5 separate regions of the Homo sapiens genome follow, and regions 1, 3, 4 and 5 are each linked to region 2. Evidence: chromatin contacts called from ENCODE Hi-C or POLR2A ChIA-PET data. All regions are on one chromosome and are shown on one strand. Each heading gives the region's core, a stretch centred on a gene start or an enhancer-like site at or near the end of the contact. The rest is flanking DNA. Distances are from core to core; before and after follow the strand shown.

What was found. A loop is a pair of places that touch in the nucleus more often than their neighbours do. ChIA-PET counts read pairs that join two places held with the same protein, here RNA polymerase II (POLR2A). Pooled maps may share reads with other maps.
Region 1: a pooled map shows a loop between it and region 2 (7-fold over the local background). The contact joins the enhancer-like site here to the promoter of ZCCHC2 in region 2. A Hi-C loop is called at or near these places in 2 of 37 single-sample maps with no recorded cell type and 5 of 50 pooled maps. POLR2A ChIA-PET finds 5 or more read pairs at or near these places in 1 of 52 experiments (activated B cell).
Region 3: a map of ascending aorta shows a loop between it and region 2 (7-fold over the local background). The contact joins the enhancer-like site here to the promoter of ZCCHC2 in region 2. A Hi-C loop is called at or near these places in 2 of 168 maps with a recorded cell type or tissue (ascending aorta and tibial artery) and 5 of 50 pooled maps.
Region 4: a map of naive thymus-derived CD4-positive, alpha-beta T cell shows a loop between it and region 2 (4-fold over the local background). The contact joins the enhancer-like site here to the promoter of ZCCHC2 in region 2. A Hi-C loop is called at or near these places in 1 of 168 maps with a recorded cell type or tissue (naive thymus-derived CD4-positive, alpha-beta T cell), 1 of 37 single-sample maps with no recorded cell type and 9 of 50 pooled maps. POLR2A ChIA-PET finds 5 or more read pairs at or near these places in 1 of 52 experiments (activated naive CD8-positive, alpha-beta T cell).
Region 5: a pooled map shows a loop between it and region 2 (4-fold over the local background). The contact joins the enhancer-like site here to the promoter of ZCCHC2 in region 2. A Hi-C loop is called at or near these places in 7 of 37 single-sample maps with no recorded cell type and 4 of 50 pooled maps. POLR2A ChIA-PET finds 5 or more read pairs at or near these places in 1 of 52 experiments (MCF 10A).

Annotation. Positions count from the first base shown.
Region 1 is chr18:63,136,850-63,139,549 of GRCh38, forward strand. The region is part of intron 2 of BCL2 (BCL2 apoptosis regulator); the gene reads right to left. Among named protein-coding and RNA genes, the nearest start is that of BCL2, 180 kb to the right of the region's middle. RefSeq lists enhancers at 944-1,810, 1,752-1,801. Within about 2 kb of position 1,327, at least 14 of the 41 ENCODE cell types and tissues checked have a DNase peak (open chromatin) inside an H3K27ac peak, as active enhancers do.
Region 2 is chr18:62,521,686-62,524,385 of GRCh38, forward strand. It overlaps ZCCHC2 (zinc finger CCHC-type containing 2), which reads left to right and starts at 1,340. Exons shown (of 14, transcript NM_017742.6): 1 at 1,340-2,678. The coding sequence starts at 1,740. RefSeq lists silencers at 594-703, 934-1,203, 1,234-1,733, 2,624-2,700 and an enhancer at 2,049-2,622.
Region 3 is chr18:61,736,846-61,739,545 of GRCh38, forward strand. No RefSeq gene overlaps it. Among named protein-coding and RNA genes, the nearest start is that of LINC01544, 10 kb to the right of the region's middle. Within about 2 kb of position 1,271, at least 6 of the 41 ENCODE cell types and tissues checked have a DNase peak (open chromatin) inside an H3K27ac peak, as active enhancers do; they include ascending aorta, where a contact is called at or near this core.
Region 4 is chr18:63,205,844-63,208,543 of GRCh38, forward strand. The region is part of intron 2 of BCL2 (BCL2 apoptosis regulator); the gene reads right to left. Among named protein-coding and RNA genes, the nearest start is that of BCL2, 110 kb to the right of the region's middle. Within about 2 kb of position 1,273, at least 5 of the 41 ENCODE cell types and tissues checked have a DNase peak (open chromatin) inside an H3K27ac peak, as active enhancers do.
Region 5 is chr18:63,097,325-63,100,024 of GRCh38, forward strand. No RefSeq gene overlaps it. Among named protein-coding and RNA genes, the nearest start is that of BCL2, 220 kb to the right of the region's middle. RefSeq lists enhancers at 1,434-1,563, 1,594-1,663, 1,694-1,753. Within about 2 kb of position 1,412, at least 5 of the 41 ENCODE cell types and tissues checked have a DNase peak (open chromatin) inside an H3K27ac peak, as active enhancers do.

The DNA.
Region 1 (2,700 bases), core at 77-2,576, 620 kb after region 2:
GATGCCACATCTCTTATAGCTGGAGGTGAAGTTAGTGAGCACTGAAGTGGTAAAGGCCAGGGGACAGGACAGAACAGGGCAGTAGATGCACTGCCAATTTTACCACCTGAACACTTCTCTCTCCCTTTACCTTCTCTCCCCAGGATCACTGCTGTGATTTCCAGTCTGATCTCTCTGCCTCTGTCTGAGTCTTGTGCTTTGCCTGTAAATCTCTTCTGTGTACTGCAGCCAGAGTGATCCATTCAGAATCAAATCTGTTGCTTCCATGCTTAAGTCTAAGGTTCCCAATGCTCTGGCTCCAACCTAGTTCTCCTGCTCAGCTTGTCACTCTTAAGTCAACTTTGGTTCATTCAGAGATTCAGCTCAATCATTTTCTGCAAGCAACTTTCTCCAAATCCCTAGGTTGAGCTAAATAATCCTCGGCTGTTCCCTGTTCACAGTATTATACGAAGATCATCTGTTTACATGTCTGCCTTCCCCATTCAACTATTAGCACCTGGAGGTGCAGGACCATGTTTTATTTATCTTTGGATCCCTGGAGCATGTGTCTGTCATACGTTAGGAACTCAGCAAATGTTTGTGGAGCTGAAACAAACTGATTTGTTTTACTATATGGCAGATTTTTCAAACATCCTAATAGATAATATTTTTTTAAAAGGGGAGTATTCAGAGACCAAATAAAGGACTGGCTTAGATAAAATTCAGTGCTTTTTTTTTCTTTCAGCAGCAGCCTCTAGTGTCCTCCTCCCAGGGACTGATGGTTAGCCGGTTCCCAAGGACACAGAGGGATCTGACTGGTCAGTGTCCCTGCTATATTGGTTAGTAAATATTATCACCCCCACTCACAGGTGCTTGATTCTCCAAGAAAGGGAGTAGCATTTTCCAAACTCATTTGGCCCCTAACCCCTCTGTCAAGGAGACTGCTGCTATGTTTGGAGTATTAGGAAGACAAACTTTGACAAGTGCTGCCTAAGAGGGTGAAAGGACAATAGCAGGGCATTGGCAAGAGGGGCAGCATTGGTGCCTGTGGTGCAGGGCAGGGGAGACGACCAGAGGTCAAAGGCTGTTTCTAGACATCTATGCAAACGTAGAGACCACTGGGTATGTCCTGATCCTAGATTCCACCAAGAGGGCTGGAGACTCATTGGCAATACTATCTGTGACTACTGCGGCCACACAGAATCTATGACATGCAACCGTCAGGTGAGAGAGAACGCCAGGAGAAAGAGAAAGGACATGAAGGAGGAAGTGGGGTAGACAGACACTTGTCTTGCAGAAAGAGCGCTCCATGAAGCCAAGCAAGATTCTCCTGACACCAGAGTTGGCTCAGAGCAAGAGGGGGAGCAAGCCGCACTGGCGGCTGGGAGTGGTGGCCGGCAGAGCACACGCAAGGAAGTGAGGACTTTTTTCTACCTGAATAAAGCAGCTGGTGAGGAAGTGACTCCATTTCCCCCCTTATCATCGGCTCGGCAGGATTTCCTCCACAGCCACATTGTGCTGAATGAGTCTAGAGGGTTCCGTCTGCAGAGCAGTGTGGCTTTGGCAGCTGCATGCTTGCTTCTGTCCCCTGTGACTCTTCCTCCCGCACCCTCCCTTTACTCCCAAAATATTGTTTCCGGGTTTGGGGGAAAAGGAAAGGGAAAAAAATAACCCTTGAGCATATAACTGAAGGACACACAGCTGCCTGGGCCGGAGATGGTGAAGAGGCACGGGAGCGTGAGAAGCACAAGGATTTGCCTTCCTCCAGGCTGGCGAAGGCTGCTCCCCAAAGCCATCTCCAGTGCCTGGGGGTTGATCTTGGAGGAACTCTGGGTCCAGGGGGAGGGGCTGGTTGAAACATGGGCCAATGACATTCGTGAAACCTAATCTCCATGTCATTTGGATGTAACAAGAAACCTGCTGGAGACATGGCAGGAGATGAAAAACCCAAACAAAACAAAAACAAAACTTGCCCGCTTACCACAGTTGGTCCAGGGAAGTTCTGGTGTGTTCTGTTATGCAAATTTAGCTAAGAATGCAAATCAGGCAGGGGCCCTCAGGAGCTGGGGAGGCTGAAAAATGAGAAGCCCAAATGGGTGCTTCCTTTCTCTGGCATTATTTTCACAGTTTGAAAATAATGTGCAAAGATGGCTTATGCCATGGGCCAGGGCAGAGGAAGCTTGGCCCCAACCACCTGCTAATGGAGACTTCAGCCGGAGCTGGCTATTCCAGAGATGGACCTCAGAGGATTCCTTAGTCTAATTACCTTCTGGGCTGGGGTAGAAGATGGTGTCTGGAGGGAAGCACAGAACCAAGTTCCCTACTGCCGCACTAGCTATGCAAATACTGCAGGGCACCTGTGGGCTCATGTCCCTCCTGCAAGAAGGTGTGGTCAGTCCAGTAATTCAAAAGACGTACTTCTGAAATAGGTGGAGAAATGCATTTATAGCAAAAAGTGCTAAAAATATGTTAATAGTTATGCTATTTGGTTCACCAGGTTAGTGTAATAAACCATAACAAGAGAGACTAAAGGCCGTATCTATATGACCTTGAAATCTCATCTTCAGCGGGCTTATTCATTCAGTAACCAAACTATTTTTGTAAGGTGCTGAGTATTTAGCTTAAAGCTAAATAAGACACATGCCCTGCCCTATAGTAACTGCTTGGTAATATTCCCAGTGGCTTCCATGGGCCTGATAATTTTCTTAGTACTGAATTCAA
Region 2 (2,700 bases), core at 90-2,589:
GTTCTCCCTCTCACCCTTTCATCCCCGAAACTGATTCAGGCTTCAGTTCACCCTTTTACTGAACTGTGAATGAGCCTCTTAGGACATAAACTTGTGAGGTGAACAGAGTTCAGCATATGCTCTCCCAACAGATGTTCCAGCACCACCGCAAAGAGTTACAATGTGATTCTTATCTTTCTGCATACTCCTACTACATAGCTGTAGTAGGACTTCTAAATTTAAAGTCTTAAGATTTTTTTTAACCCACCTTTTAATTAACCCTCAAAAGATCCAGCTGAGTTTTAAAAATTTGGACTATGTTGCTAAAAAAAAAAAAAAAAAAAAAAAAAAGTAACAGTGCGAGTGTAAACATCTTGGAAGCCTAAATCTGAAAAACGTAACAAAACTTTTTTTTTTTAAGTTTAAAGCCTGTCAAGTTGGTAGCTTATTAAATTCCTCCAGTCACATGAAATTCACAGCAGAACAAGGATTCAAAATGGGTTAGGCACCGAAATGTCATTTAGCAAATCAATGATTCCCAAAAGATAGAGGTTTAGGGGCGGGGAAGGGAGAGGCTTTTCCTAAACTATCCAGGAAATAATTTTCACAGAGCGTTACAGACTAGGAGCGTCCCCAGCAGCGCTCACCCTCGGCCGGCCGGGTCCCGCTGCGCACCTCCCGGCCGCGCGTCCCCACCTGCGCACGGTGCCTCCAGCCTGGGCGTGGGCGCGGCCCGGGATCGCGGCGCCGGGGCCGCAAACCGGGGCCGCAAACCAGCGCCGCCACCCGCGTCCGGACCCAGTCCCCTGTGAGCGACACCTGGCAAAGTTTCACAAGGTGGGAGACAGCCCACCGCCGGCTTTCAGGAAGTGCACTGGGCGGTGAGGACTCGAACGAGCTCGTCCCGGGGCTGGCGCACTCACTTCGGAGAAACCCCTGCTCCCGGGACGCGTTCACTCCGGCCGCGCAGGCAGCCCGGGCACCACTGGCGGAGGCGGGGCGGCAGCTGGCAAGCAGAGGAGAATCAGGAGTCCAAAGCCGGGCCAGGGCCCTCAGGAAAGGTGAGAGCGGCCGCGTCCCTCCGCTCACGTGGGCCTCGCACGCTCCTCACCGCTCCCGGGCTACCCTCACGCCGCCCCACGGCCCCAGCCCGCGTCCTCCTCCTGCCGAGCACCAGCCTTTAGGACCGCACGGAAGCCGCCGAGAGGGAGGCGGCCGGCCAGCAGTTGGGCGTGGCTTCCTGGAGAAAGGCGGCCCCCCAGGGGGCGGGGAGAGCGACGTCACCGTCGATTCGCGGTGCTGATTGGCGGAGGTGAGGTGCGCGGAGCCCGCAAGCTTCTCCGCCCGGCCCGGCTGCTCCACCTCCTCACCCAGCCGCTCCGTCCTCACCGGCTCGCGAGGGAACAGCTCAGGCACCGCCGCCCCGGCTCAGCGCGGACGGCGGAGAGAGGGAGGCGGAAGGAGGACACCCTCGCTCGCTTGCTCCCACCCGCACCCGGGCTCCCAGAACCGGCGAGGAGCCCAGGGGGAGGAGCCGTCGCGGGCACGCCCCGCCCCCAGCCCGGGAAGACGACGCCAGCGACCCCGCCGGCCGGCCACCGCCCCCCTCGCCGGCCGAGACCCGCCCCCGGCCCCGGCCCTCCCCCGGCGGCATGGAGGGGCCCCGCTCCTGACGGCCGCGCCGCCGCCTCGGCCCGTGCTCCACCTCGCGGCCCCTCCCGCCCGCCCCCGCTCGCATGTCTGCGCCGCCCTAGCCGAGGATGCTGAGGATGAAGCTGCCGCTGAAGCCAACGCACCCCGCGGAGCCGCCGCCCGAGGCGGAGGAGCCCGAGGCGGACGCGCGGCCGGGCGCGAAGGCGCCTTCGCGCCGCCGCCGCGACTGCCGCCCCCCGCCGCCGCCGCCGCCGCCCGCGGGCCCGTCGCGGGGCCCTCTGCCGCCGCCGCCGCCGCCCCGGGGACTCGGGCCGCCTGTTGCTGGTGGAGCGGCGGCGGGGGCGGGTATGCCGGGCGGCGGCGGGGGGCCCTCGGCGGCGCTGCGCGAGCAGGAGCGGGTATACGAGTGGTTCGGGCTGGTGCTGGGCTCGGCGCAGCGCCTGGAGTTCATGTGCGGGCTGCTGGACCTGTGCAACCCGCTGGAGCTGCGCTTCCTTGGCTCGTGCCTGGAGGACCTGGCGCGCAAGGACTACCACTACCTGCGCGACTCGGAGGCCAAGGCCAACGGCCTCTCGGACCCGGGGCCGCTGGCCGACTTCCGAGAGCCCGCGGTGCGCTCGCGCCTCATCGTCTACCTGGCGCTGCTGGGCTCGGAGAACCGGGAGGCCGCTGGCCGTCTGCACCGCCTGCTACCCCAGGTGGACTCGGTGCTCAAAAGCCTGCGCGCGGCCCGGGGCGAGGGCTCGCGGGGCGGCGCGGAGGACGAGCGCGGCGAGGACGGCGACGGCGAGCAGGACGCCGAGAAGGACGGCTCAGGCCCGGAAGGCGGCATTGTGGAGCCCCGGGTCGGCGGCGGGCTTGGCTCCAGGGCCCAGGAGGAACTGCTGCTGCTCTTCACCATGGCCTCGCTGCACCCGGCTTTCTCCTTCCACCAGCGGGTCACCCTGAGGGAACACTTGGAGAGGCTCCGCGCCGCGCTCCGCGGGGGCCCCGAGGACGCGGAGGTGGAGGTAGAGCCGTGCAAGTTTGCCGGCCCCAGGGCCCAGGTAAGGCGCACGGAGCCTCCCT
Region 3 (2,700 bases), core at 21-2,520, 780 kb before region 2:
CACCTTTCAGGGGTTCATTCAGGATTTCCTCGATTCCTGGGCTCACCTGTGAGGCACCAGTTTTCTCCACTTCCTGCTTGTAAACCCATGCATTATAAGCTTTCTTGATGGGAGGACTGAGGGAGAAGATAACCCTACAGTGAAGGGTGCTTGGAGACACAAATAGCTAAAACACACCAGAGGAGGCAATTGATTTTATCCAAGAATCTACCTGAATTTACCAAGGATTACTTCTGGGTATCTTGGAGGATTTGTATCTTAAAGGATCCAAGTTATAAAATTCTAGAGTCATTCATGGAGATGAAAGTAAAACAGTGCTTATTAGGGGCTGGGGGAGTGGGGAATAGAGAGTTAGTGTTTAGTGGGTTCAGAGTTTCAGCTGGGGATGGTAACAAAGCTCTGGCAATGGGTGGTGGTGATGGTTGCATGACTATGTGAATGTACTTAATGCTACTGGAGTATGCACCTAAAATGATTAAAATAGTAAATTTTATGTTATATGCATTTTACCATAACAAAAAAAATTCTAGAGTCAGCGAAGACAATGTTATTTCCTGTATAATCCATATAAACCTACAGCCTACTACTTTTGAAACATAGAAACTTCTCCATGTTTCCAAAATTACATTACCGAGGGATGCCAAAAAGAAAAAGACTTTAAGGGATGGGAGATGCACCTGTATCCATTCTACCCAGAGCACTCACATGAAACATTTCCCAGAGAACATGGCAGCCCAGGTCCCTGTTTCGTTTGCCTCGGTGCCCTGTGCCCCGTGCCCTCCCCATATCCAGGCAAAGCTGCTGAAGACCCAGAGCGGCCTTCTGGTCACCAACCACCTGCTCTTCTGATTTTCTTTCTGAAACATCATTCTCTCTTTCTTTCCCAATTTCAGGAGAGAATCTAATATACTCATTCACACTGAGGTGTAAGGCTCTAAGAAGATGTACACTGCCTGCCCAGGGATATATCCAGTTCACCTGGAAGCTAAGCAAGAAGAATTAAAATACAGAAATGGGAATAAAGTTTGCAACCTCTCCAACCCTTTGTTCCAGGCTGCTTTTTACGCCTCAAAACTTACCAGATTTTGTCTGCACCTCCCAGACAACCTCAGAAATGTGTTTCCCAAAAATCTCTTTCCCTGGTCAGTTTCTCTGTCATGCACTACTTTCAGAAACCCAGACTATCCTCTGGCCCATCAGCCCTCATGCCCAGAGACCCATGCCAAGTTAAGTTGTTCATTGGGCACAGATATGTCTCCAAGGCACCTTCTAAATCTGTCAAGGCCAATTTAGGAACAGAAGGTTGAGGCCAGATGGAAAAGTTGGGAAAGCACCCATGGAGAACAGAGCTAGCCCAGGCCTGGAGGCACAAGATCACTAATCTGATGAGTGGCTCCAATCAAATGAGACCACATGGACATTGGCAAAGAGCATAAGGAAAGTTCTCTCTTCACTCAAGCCTGTAGCCTGTCCTAGAACAAAGGAGCAAAGGTTCTTTCAGCATAAACATTGCCGACTCTCTGGAGGAAAACAGGCTCTTTTTTATATTTACAAAATCAGAACCAGCAGAGGCCAGACCTAGGAATCTGTATTTTTAAAAGGCTCCCCAGGAGCAATGGAAACCACTGGTCTAAATTAAAAAGTGATGACAAATAAAAAAGCCAACATAGGGTGTTTTGTGTTCGCTCTCATTCTATGGTGTTGTGGACATCCATAGAGAATGTGCTATTTATCCTATTTATTTACTTGTTTTTCGAAACAGCAAAAGGATACTGAGATAGGAGACTTTGCTCAACAAGCCAGTGCTAATCACCATAAAGGGTCTGTTGTGTCACACTCTGATGAATCACCACATGTCAGCAGGGACACAGCCAACGGAAATATGTTCTATGGCTTTGGTTTCCTCTTTTCCCTTGATGCATGAAAAAATCCTTTTCCCCAAGCTAAGTTTAGGGCAAGAGGCTCTTTTTGTTTGTGAATGGAGGCAGTCTGAGGGTGAAACAGGATGCCCCAAACAGAAGGAAGGGCCCAAGGAAATCTGCCATCTGGAGAGTGAGCTGTAGGGGCACCTTGGATTCCTATGCAGAATTGTCCTTAGATTTAGGCAACAGCCTGGCGAGCCTGACTCTTGCTGAACAGAGAGGCTGTGCCTCTCTCATGTGAAGAGTGGATGTCATCCACACACGTGGGGGAAAGGACTCCTTCAGGGGCTCATTCCTCCTCCATCTGAGGGCGCTCCCACCAGTCTTTCACTATCTGCCTCCATCCACTGCTCCTCAGTACCTTGGCCTCAGCCCTCTTTGCTTCCTTCTCAGCCTCTCTATTTCTCCCAGTCACCCAGCCTTAGAATCTTTGTGGCCAGGCACAGTGGCTCATGTCTGTAATCCCAACACTTTGAGAGGCCGAGATGGGAAGATTGCTGGAGCCCAGGAGATCGATGGTGCAGTGGGCTATGATCATGCCACTTCACACCAGCCTGGGTGACAGAGCCAGGCTTGTCTCTAAAAATAATACTAGCAATAATGAAAACAAACAAACAAACAAACAAAAATAATCTTTTTCTCTATGAGACATAATGGAAAGAGAAACCGACTTGGGGTCTGAAAATCTGAGTCTGGATCCCAACACTGCCAGTTCTCCAGTTCTCGGCCGTGTGACTTTGAGCACATCCCTGACATGTTTATATAGCACTGCACCTCT
Region 4 (2,700 bases), core at 23-2,522, 680 kb after region 2:
ACTCCCGGCCCCATCCCCAGGCCTCCAGAGAATTTGACACTCAAGCCACGGTGGAGAGGTTTTCTGTTATGAGTTTAGCATTTCTAAGAAAGAGGAGACCACAGGCTTTCCCTGTAGTCCATTTCAAGAGTCTGATAGCTCTCACTGGAAATCTTCACTTCCTTTGAACTTGTACCTTCCTGCTGTGCCTCAGGCCTCTCCCTCTTCTGAGAGTTCTTGTCTCCATGTCTGATCCCTGTGAAAGTGCAGGCATTTAAGGAGGAGGTCTGGGCCCCCTTCACGGTGGTGTCCACACCTCTCCCAGGGGGATGTGCTCGGTAAGTGTGCATGCAGCACCATCTCAGCCCTGTGCATCCTGGACCGCACCAACAAACAGCACCACACAGCTTGGGGACCATGTCCAGATTCACACGCAGACGATAAGCACCGTGGCCAATACCCAAGCGTTAGATAATTAAAGGTCCCTCCAAGGATAAACACAAGTAAGAGTGGAAGCAAAGGAAGTGCACACGCTTGTCTCAAGAAAGACAGGGCATGTAGCCTTTTCCCTAGGATCTCTCATCATCTTCGCTTCTCTTTCTCACATCAAATGATGCCAATTCTTTAACTTTCCTAGGTTCCATTTCCCAATGCTTTCATCAGTTTCACTGTCTTCTGCGAGGCTGAATTTCCCTAATTAAGGGCAGTGGGAGACGCTCCACATTTGGAGTCCCTGTGAGGCAGCAAAGATGGAGAGCTGAGACTGACCATCCAGAATCCAGGTGTGCCTTCGCCACACAGAACAACAAGCATCGTTGATGCCTCTAGTAAGTGCCAGGTGTTGGGTTAGATGCTGTTGGAGATATAAAAGGTGGAGACATCATCTCTGTCACTTAATGAGAGTGACACTGATCGGACAGGATTTAAAGAAGGGGACTCTGGTGTGGGTGGGAAGAGCACAGTGGGAGGGTTGGGGCAGGGGCACGGCCTTGGGACTAGAGTAGGTGGAGGCAGTGGGGCGGGGAGGAGGAAAAGAAGGAAGGAAGAGGCCGGTCAGAGGAAGCCCAAAAGTGGATTCCTGGACACACAGTAAAAAGGGGAGGACGACTTAAAGACGGTTTCCAGATGTGGGGGTCTGGGGAGAAGGGAAGCTTTTACAGCTGCTGACAGAGGCTGACAGATGCAGAGAGGGCTCGTGGTGAGCTGGCTGAATTCGGGGTAAACAAGAGGAGATTTCATGCTTCACCTCAGATGAGGAAATAGGACTAGGAATACAGTTTTATGATTGAAGCCGTGACAGAAAAGCCTTTCCAAAGGAGCACAGTGGAGGAGAGAACTGGAGAAGAGGCACGGAGACCGCCAAGCGTTCCAGGTGCAGGCGGCAGGAGGGAGCCCAGGATGCCGGCAGAGCGAGCCTTGGTCTGTGAACCCCAGGGCCGATGGGCACCGGCTCATCTAATTCATTTGTGTACAGATCCACAAAACTGCACCTGGCTGTGGCCGTCAGTAAGTGCTATATAAATGCTTCATAAGTGTTTGTTGAAGGAAGTTGAAATGTAGTCGTCAGAAGAGTGAGAGGGAAACCAGCGACAGAGCCTTGTAAGTCTAAGAAAAAGAATTCAAAGATGGTCAAGAGCTAACATTGCACAGGGAATTACAGTATTTCCGGAAGACCAAGGGCAACTCTGATTGTTCCAGACTGCCTGGGAGCACCAGAGTCTGATTGTTCCAGACTGCCTGGGAGCACCAGAGTCTGATTGTTCCAGACTGCCTGGGAGCACCAGAGGTCTGGGTGGGGGCAGGAGTCAGTCCACCTGGAACTTCTGCCTCCAGTGCACTGAGTCTGCACGGACCACCAGGGCTGACACTGCCTTACTTAATATGGGGGTGGGGGAAGTCCCTGCGATATATAATGGTCTCAATTTAAATTCTGTGCTGTTTTTATTTTAGCTGTGTAATTTGGAAACTTCAAATAAAAAGCCTGAAAGGAAAGTTGGACTATTTAAGCTTACACAGACTCTATTAATGCTATATGGTTATTCTACCCCTGACTTTGGAAGAAGGAGAAACTGGCATGGGAATACACTTTTCTAAAAAAAATACTATTTAAAAATATGAAAGTTTATTTAACATCTAAGGAAAGGTACTTAATTAGAGGGACACTCAACAAGAAGAATTGAGGATCTAAGTAAATAGTCCCCATCTGCTCCTGGTCCTACCACCTGGCGATTACTTCCTCTTCTTCTCTGATAGATTTTAGCCAACCAATTTTGTTTTATTTGTGCAAGTTGAGAGGCCACCTGTTATGGAATATACTTCCACATTAAACAAAGTGAACATTTCCTATTTCTGTGCTTCCCATATGATTTTTAAAACACAAAGCACTCACTTTCACCTTAAACAGATTTAAGAAATGCTGACTCTGATGAACAGGTATAAACAAGGCAATCTTTTGTTTATGAAAATTGTTAACGACCTACCCACAGAAAGACATGCCCTGCGCCACACTGTACCCCCCACCCCCGCCCACCCGGCTCCCCGATGCTGGTGAATTAATCTATCCACACGTTTTTGCTCATTTCCCTGGCTGTTACCAGCTGAAGTGAAGAAAAGACATTTTACAAGGGGACATGGTATATTTGTGCTAAAACAGGCACCACACAAATCCAGAGAAAGGAGCCAAAAGGAAATACCAGGCAGAGGGAACAGCGTGGATAAAGG
Region 5 (2,700 bases), core at 162-2,661, 580 kb after region 2:
GGATAATGTCTATGAGGAAAAAAAACGCAGGCTGAGATTTTATGATTTAAAGACTATTATGCTGCTTAAAGAACCCTGCAAGAGTAACAATAGCTGCTATTTATTGGGCGCTTGCTCTATGCCAGGCACTGTTCCCAGCGGCCCCGCCATGACGTCACTCCATCCTTACGACCTAACCCTAACCCACGCTATGGACACTTTTATCATCGCCCCGATTTTAGACATGAGGAAACTGAGACTCTGAGACACTGTGTCCCTTACCCCACAGTCATTCAGAAGAACAACCACCCCAAATGTGGCTAAGCCAGCCAGTCAACAAGAGCGCTAGGATTGTTACCTTCTTCAAAACAATACCTCTCAGCAAAGCCATCAAATGTCAACCAACACACCAAGGAAGGTCCTTGCAGATGGAACACAGGGAAACTGTTATCTCACAGGAGTGGTACCAGCACGTAAGGGAGTCAAGCGCAGCAAATTCTAAGGTGCAGAGAAATGGACCACTGTCAATTTCCAGGAACTCATTTCACTCCTGTCTTTTCACATTAATGTTTCTCCTTTCCAGGAAAGCCAAGGAAAAGACTTTTCATCCAACTGGCTTAGGAGGCAAGACAGAAACCTTTTCCGCATAAGATCCTATCACAGCTGGGCAAATTCTGTACCTAAATCTTTGGAGATGAGTGGCCTCTCGGTGTTTTCATTATTTATAATTAATTGTTCATTTATCAGACTTTGTGGAGTGTCTCAATGGGCAGCGAGGTGTGAGGCACAGGGAGTATGTGGTAAAGCCCTCAAGCCCTCTGCCTTCACGCAGCATCCATTTGGGGGGATGCACCCCCAACCCAAGGCGGGGGTGTGTGCTGTGGTGTCACAGGAAGTGCTGCCTTTCTCGAATGGGGCTGTGTTTACACAGGGCCAGGAGAACTAGATGCTGAATTGGGGTCAGGCTTCAGGAGTCCTGGCTTTTGGGACCACTTTGACACTTCCTGTCTTCACAGCCGTCATCCTATTTCAGGATTCTTATCCCCAAAACAGGAATATTAACACAGCTCCGCCTGTCTCTGCAGGTCATCAAGAGCAAGCACCTAGTGAGTGTGAAAGCATCTTCAGTGTGGGAGTTGCTGTATAGATGCAGAGTTTTACTACTGAAAGGAGGAATACTACTGTTGATTTGTTTTTGTTTCTCGGTTGTTGTGCGTGTGTTTTGTTGTTGTTGTTGTTGTTTTACCATCTTGGTCCTAAGTAGCTCGTTTGCCGGCCCAGCCTTAATGGCCAGTTGGCTCCAAGTCAGAAGACATGATCTCCTCCCCCATTCTCCATGCCATTGTTTAAAGCCCCTCCTGAGGAATGGGCTGCCTTGGTGTTTTGTCAGTTCAAACCACATCCTGCCTGTTTCCACTTTCCATAAGACAACTCGCAACACCGGTGGTTTTCAGATGTGGCCGGCTTCTTGGTGAAGCGATAGCAGAGGCCTTGTTCACAGAAGTGAAAATAATTCACCCAGTGGTTAGCACATCAGGTGTGGGCATTGAGTGTACCCCGCTCCCTGCTTGATCCCAATCCCTGGTTGGGTTTGGGAGTGGACGGCTGCCCAACCTCCTGGCACTGTCTTGACCCACAGCCTTCTCTGGGATGAGGACTAAGCCAGAAGCAGTAAGGACAGAGGTGTCTCAGGCTGTCCAGGCCTGGCCTGAATCCCATGACAGCAAGGGTGTGGCCTGCAGAAGCTGGAAACGACCACGGTGGCCTTCTAGTAACTTTACAGATGAGGAAACTGAGTCCAGAGAGGGCTGGTCAGTTGCAGGCAGAGCCTGGACTGGCACCTGGGTCTCTGGGCTCCAGGCTCAAGTTCATTCTAAGCAGACCAGTTGTACCCATCGCTGTAATTGAAAGACTTGTTGGCATCAACAGAACTAGTAACTGGGTTTGGTCCTGGTGACCAAGGGGCACATCTCCCAGCTGGAAGCTGTTTGCTAAGAGCAAGGTTACGGCCCGCACTGGGCTACCAAACAACAGAGCAAGCCCACGCTCAGGGCATCAGCAAGCAGGGTTATGAAATAAAACAAACATTTGAAAGAATTCGACACTTGAAGAAGAAAAAGAGGAGGTGAAGGAGGGCAGAAGGAAAGTCGGAAGCAGCAGCAGCAGCCAGTCATCATGAGAAAATCAGAGCTTTGTGGGATTTTAAAACTTGTGGTTTGGAAACGTTTTTATTATTTAGATGCATGAGGGCAGACACCACCATCTTTTAAATGTTCACAGGAGGCCAAAGTATGCAAGAGCCACGGCCTAAAGCAGGGCTGTGGGCAGAGCCAGACCTGGGCCGTCAGAGTCCAGGGAAGGGCTCAGGACCGGGCTGTGCAGCGTGTCCCGAGTGTATCACCCACAGCCCCACGATGTGCAGTGGGCAGACCAGGCCAGCAGACACATGGCCCTCTATCTCTACTTCCTTCTGGGAGGGTCTGGGAGGCTAAGGTAGCCCTGACCATAGAAAACATGGATTTTCCAAGACGTCTTCCCTGGAGACTTCTGCTCTTGAACAATGCTTATCTATCACAAGGTTGAGGGCTCTCCTTATCTTTCAAGAGTATGAGGTGGCCTGTAAATGCTTCACTTATTAACTCAGCTCTGATTCTCCCTGGGAGGCCAAGGGCTGAGTGAAACTCTAACGTGGGCATGTGGACAGCTTGTGGTGCCCTGTAG